Linked DNA regions of Mus musculus: region 2 is linked to region 1. Evidence: chromatin loops called from intact Hi-C (ENCODE). Cell type or tissue: gastrocnemius. All regions are shown on one strand. Each heading gives the region's core, and the rest is flanking DNA. Links, peaks and the distances in the headings are about the cores only.

Region 1 (2,908 bases), core at 307-2,806:
GTCTACAAAGTGAGTTCCAGGACAGCCAGAGCTACACAGTGAGACCTTGCCAATAAATACATAAATAAATAACTTCTTAAAAATATTAAAATTCATTGACACTCACGAGATGGCTCAGCAGTTAGGAGCACCGCCTACCAGGTTGGGTTCCCACCACCTACATGGCAATTCCAGTTCCAAAGGACCCAACACCCTCTTCTGAACTCTGTAAGCACCAGGCACGTTCATACATGCAAGCAAAACACTCATGCATATAAATTAAAAATAATTTTTTTTAAAACTCATAAATTAATTCTGGTTTTAGATTCAGACAGAATTTCCAACAACTTCTGAAAGGGTCCTAATTATACATGTATTTATTTGTGTATATTTATAATATTTTCCATTTATATTCATATAAAACAGCACTGTCAGCACTATACATCAGTTTTATAAAATGCTGAAGATGTTCCATACCCTGTAGTACCAAGGGTCCGTCCAACTTACATATAAAATTGACAACCAAATCCTCTTCAGCATGCAAATTTGTTTTCATCTTTAAATAGCAAAATCATATGTATATCTTTGTTTCAAGATAAATATATGACTTCTTGTCAATAAATGTTTGATTTGTATACCTATTTTATTTACCTGGGACTGTATGATAGACCCTGCTTTAGCTCTATCTGAATGTTCAGAGGGTCAGTTTGCACGTGGCTAACCAGAAAGACATTTCATCTACGGACATTCCCCTGACCAGCACTGAAGGAAAGCAGTCTAGCTCACTCTTCAGAGAACAAACAACTTTCAGATGCCTGAAATGAGAAAGTCTGATGTGCCAAGCAAGCTTGCAGCAGCATAATTATAAATAATTAAGAGGACGGTCAGACTAAAAGCAGCCAGATGCTTAAAGGGTTTTAGCTAGAGACAGAAGTTGATTCTGTCAGCTCAAGCTCACTAATACGTATTTCAAACCTTCAACTGTTATAAGCAAACTGATACCACTATAATCATCGCTTTTTTAAAAGGCCTTGTTGTTGGGATTGTATCTGAGAAACAGGCGAGTGGAAAGAAGTCCAAGGAACAATGCAGTGTCCTAAAGCTACAAAACAGATATAAACACTTTGGTTGTGTCAAGAGTCAATCTTTGAGCCTAAATAATGGTTAACAAATGAAAGTGTTACCCCCCCCCCCCAAATGCATCATATTTATGTTCAAATGAAACCAGGATAGATTTGCATCGGCAAAATGTAGAAAGCTGGAATCCGGCCATTTCCAAGTCTCTGCTCTCCTTCCAGTCTCTGCGTCCTACGCCACCCGCTCTGCTGCCCCACAGTCAACTTAAACTGTGCCGCAGACTCACTGACAAAGGTCAAAGCAAGAGTCGACTGCAACCAAGTATTTGATGAAGGTCTCCACTGAGGAACACGCTTCAGAAGAATTTCAAAGGCACTGTTTTTACGCTATGCTAAGGTACGATGTACCTACCCACAGTGCAGCCTGGTACAGTCACCAAGTTACTGTCCCACCTCACAGCTGTAACTAAGAACCAGTTCATCTAATCCTTGCGGTTCCGCAAGCACGGGACAGGTCTCACTGGGCTCCCACCCTCCTGCAACTTCTCAAGGCGAATTAGTATGAAGGAATCTCAGAGCAGCAAGGCGAGGCGAAGCCAGTTCAGTTTGGAACACGCATGGCCACGGGTTTCTTAATGATCTAAGTCGGAGGAGGATGCGAATGAGAACATGATGAGCCAAGCTTATGAGAACCCACCAGGGTGCGCAGCCCCACGCGTGGGAGATACTCCGGGGTTCCGGGGAGCGCGGGCCTCAGCCGGGCACCCATCTCAGCCGGAGAGCAAGCGACACAAGCACCCACTTCTCCGCCCGCCGGGCCGCGTCCTGGGAGGCCTCCGGGCAGCTCGGTGGGGCCCGCACCGCCAACCGCCTAGCGGCCGGCCCTCCCGGCCTCCGGGTCCCGCCGCCCCCCAGCGTCCCGCCACCTGCCTGCTCCGGGTCCCCGAGGAGCGCCGGCTGCGGACGCGGGGCGCAGAGGCCAGGCGCAGGGGCGGGCGGGCGCGCTCCCGCCCTCCCGCAGGGGTCCCGTGGCTGCCGCCGAGCCTCCAGCCGGGCAGCAGCAACCCGCCGCCTTCCACGCCGCGCGCGCCGGAACCGGGCCCCCCACGCGGGTCGGCGCGCGCGCAGTGCAGCCGCCTGGGCTGCGCGCAGGCCTCGGCCCTGGGCCCGGCGCACGCGCCTGCGCTCGCTCGCCTCCTGCTTGCGCCCCCTGTGCCCCCAACAGGAGGAAGGTCTGGCGGCGGCTGCACCTGCTGTGCCCAAACTCACAGTCCAGTGGCCTTTCCCAGAGCCCCTGCGGTGCCATGCACAAATGGGGATCTGTCCAGAGAGGCACAACCAGGCTCTAAAAGGAACCTTGGCTGGCCAGGATGGTGATTTGGGGCTGCAGCAGGCACACCCTCCTCTTGCATGGTCTTAGTTGGCCCTATTTGCCACCCCCCTTGCTTTCTAGCATCCTGGGCTGGAAGAGTTCCCACCTACAGCATCTGGTAGGCAGAGACCACATCTCACCCATGCATAGGGAGGCCATGTATGGCCTAGGGTAAGATCCGTCAGTCAATTATCTGTTTCCAGGTCCTGCTGTGAAAACCCCTCTCAATACCCAACTGAGCAATTACAAAGGAAGTGTGCCAGCCAAAGGGAAGAAATGAATAGTCACAGGGCACACTTACACATTCCTTAGTTTTCTGCTCCCTCCTCACCTACCTCATACTTCTCATCTCTTCCATCTTCTCATAACCAGAAAGAAGTGACATTGAAACCCTAGCAGATGTGGGCGCTGGCATTTCTAGTTCTTCCCCATGCTGCAGAAAGGTGTTGGTCTTTAATAGGGAGAGCTAAATGTGACTGAC
Region 2 (2,908 bases), core at 281-2,780, 52 kb after region 1:
ACACACACACACACACACACACACAGAGAGAGAGAGAGAGAGAGAGAGAGAGAGAGAGAGAATCGCATGACTTTTGAAACTTCAAAGCCCAGTCCAGGGGCATGCCTCCTCCAACAAGGTCACGCCTTCCAATCATTCCAAACAGTTCCACCAACTGGAGAGCAAGTATTCAAATATATCAGCCAATGGGAGCCATTCTCATCCAAACCACTGCAGTACCAACCCATGGGCTGAGAATAAAAAAAGGAGCAAGCAAACTGAACACCAGCATTATTCTGTCTGCTTCTTTGCCAGACAGAAGATAAAATGTGGCCAACTGCCTCACTCTCCTGCCCCCATGCCTCCCTCAAACCATGGTCCGAATAAATCCTTCAGGTGCTTCTGTCACAGAAATGGAAGGAGTAGTGTGGGATTCTGGTAGACGTTTGCGCCAGGAGCATCTCTCCTGTGTCTGGTAGGGTTACTGTTGCTGTTATGAAACACCAGGAGGGAAGCAACTTGAGGAGGAAAAGGGTTGTTTGGCTTGTGTTTCCACATCACTATTGATCACTGAAGGAAGTCAGGACAGACCTCAAGCAGGGCAGGAACCTGGAGGCAGGAGCTGACACAGAGGCTATGGGGGTGGGTGGGCGGCTTGCTCCTGTGGCTTGCTCAACCTGCCTTCTTATAGAACCCAGGACCACTAGCTCAGGGATGGTCCCACCTGTAATGGGTACCCACCGCCCCATCAATCACTTATTAAGAAAATGCCCTACAGACTTGCCTACAGCCTATCATATGGAAGCATTTTCTAAATTGAGGTTCCCTCCCCTCAGATTACTTTAGCTTGTCAAATGGATACAGTAAGCCAGAAAATCCTAGACATGGAGTTTCTGGCTCACAGACAACCAAAGAATGGGATGGGATGAGCCCAGTTTCCAAGCCACCACCATCTCTGGGATCTATCAGGACCTGGAGTTTCTCTCTCTCTCTCTCTCTCTCTCTCCCTCTCTCTCTCTCTCTCTCTCTCTCGCTCTCTCTCTCTCTCTCTCCCCTCTCTCCCCATCGTGTGTGTGTGTGTGTGTGTGTGTGTGTGTGTGTGTGTGTGTGTGTGTTTGTGTGTATGTGTGTGTAAGGCTCCCTATCTTATTCAATAAAGCAGAGGTTTTCAATCACCCCAGAGCTTGCCAGCATGACTAGTCGGCTAACCAGTTTTCTCTGAAGATCCCCTTTGCCGCCTTCTTCTTCTTCCTCCTCTTCTTCCTCTTCTTCTTCTTCTTCTTCTTCTTCTTCTTCTTCTTCTTCTTCTTCTTCTTCTTCTTCTTCTTCTCCTCCTCCTCCTCCTCCTCCTCCTCCTCCTCCTCCTCCTCCTCCTTCTCCTTCTCCTTCTTCTTCTTCTTTAAGATTTATTTATTTTATGTATACGGGTACACTGTAGCTAAACAGATGGTTGTGAGCCTTAACATGGTTGTTGGGAATTGAATTTGTAGGACTTATGGTCACTCCAATTGGCACCGGTCGTCCCCTAAGCTCTGGCACAAAGATTTATTTATTATTATACGTAAGTATACTGTAGCTGTCTTCAGACACACCAGAAGAGGGCATCAGATCCCATTACAAATGGTTGTGAGCCACCATGTGGTTGCTAGGATTTGAACTCAGGACCTTCAGAAGAGCAATCAGTGCTCTTACCCGTTGAGCCATCGCGCCAGCCCCTGCCCACCCACCCCCATTGCCTTCTGAGGCTGAAATTATACAGCAACTACATATCCACAAGCACTGGCCTAGCTTTAACCACTGAGCCATCCTCTCAACTCTGCTAACTTTCATTTCTGCCTTCAAAAAATCTGTCAGCCTCTACTTCCCTGGGTGATTATAATTCCAAAGAATCTTGGAATAGTCTCATCTCTCCTTGGGTCATGACAAGCAGAAAATACAGATTCCCTGCACACACACACACACACACACACACACACACACACACACTGGAGGGGGGGAAGCATGCTCAGACAATAAGCAAACTCAGTTAATTACATTGTATAAATCTTTAGAAAGATTTACAATCAGCCTCTTTGAGTGTATTTGCACAACTCCCTTTGCAAGTATTTTTCCTGGCCCAGACTCAGATGGCTTCTGGGAAGACCTGCTGAGGTCACCATCAGGTGAAGAGCCACTCACACTGGCTCTGGAATGACCCAAAGTCACACTTAAGCCGGCTATTAAAAGCCAAGCCCCAACCTGACTTCCCATCACCCACTCAGCATGGGAGGGGCTGGCCAGCATCCACCTGGCACAGAGCTTCCCAGACTTAGAGCACACAACTCACATCAGATCCAGAGGCCGATGATAGATGGTGCAGGGGGATTCCTCTGGTGGGGCAGACCCTGCCAGAAAATCTGCTGAGCTTCAGGACTTTGCCATCTGTATCTGCCCCTCTATGGTGCCATGTCTGAGTCCATGGCCAACGGTGAAATGTCACCCCTTCAGCCTTCACCACATCAGAGCTGCCTGGCTGTGTGCTCAAACCAGTGGCCTGAGCTCTTAAATCCCAGTTATATCATCGCCAACCTGTTACTGGTCAAGGCAAACCAAGGCTACCACAAGGATGTCCAGACTGTCCTCTCATAGTCAGGACCCTTCTCCCTGGCTTTTCCTTAGAAACCAACACTTTTCTCTTCTTTCTCACAACCTGGCCTGCACTGAGCCCAGTATTCCCATGAGTCAGCCCATCTATCACAGCCTGTGCCATTTCATATAGCCATGTGACACCCAAGTTTTGTACAGCATGCAGACTCTGCCACACGTCCCTATCCACGATGTCCTAAACATGAAACACCATCTAGTGTTTGTCAGAGCAAGCCAGATGGGCAACCTCTAGCTAAGGCATTTAGTGATGCAGTTGTCAGGTCCTGCTTTGTGACAAGCTGGG

What was found. Hi-C counts contacts between places; a loop is a spot of excess contacts. Peaks named below come from ENCODE experiments on the same cell type or tissue, not always from the same donor. Only the 100,000 strongest peaks of a DNase experiment are listed, where the experiment ranks them.
Region 2: a loop joins it to region 1, with 5 times the contacts of the local background. A loop is called at or near these places in 9 of 42 quality-filtered maps.

Annotation. Positions count from the first base shown.
Region 1 is chr17:71,781,924-71,784,831 of GRCm38, reverse strand. Clip4 (CAP-GLY domain containing linker protein family, member 4) reads right to left here and starts at 2,885. Exons shown (of 16, transcript NM_030179.3): 1 at 2,763-2,885. Gm30140 (a long non-coding RNA gene) reads left to right here and starts at 2,150. Exons shown (of 4, transcript XR_001782175.2): 1 at 2,150-2,908. In gastrocnemius, for the core only: a CTCF peak has its summit at 1,815; DNase peaks (open chromatin) are centred at 1,305, 1,856 and 2,270; H3K4me3 peaks cover 2,371 bases; H3K27ac peaks cover 2,499 bases.
Region 2 is chr17:71,730,165-71,733,072 of GRCm38, reverse strand. No RefSeq gene overlaps it. Among named protein-coding and RNA genes, the nearest start is that of Pcare, 21 kb to the left of the region's middle. In gastrocnemius, for the core only: a CTCF peak has its summit at 1,598 (motif pointing right); a DNase peak (open chromatin) is centred at 2,298; H3K27ac peaks cover 1,316 bases.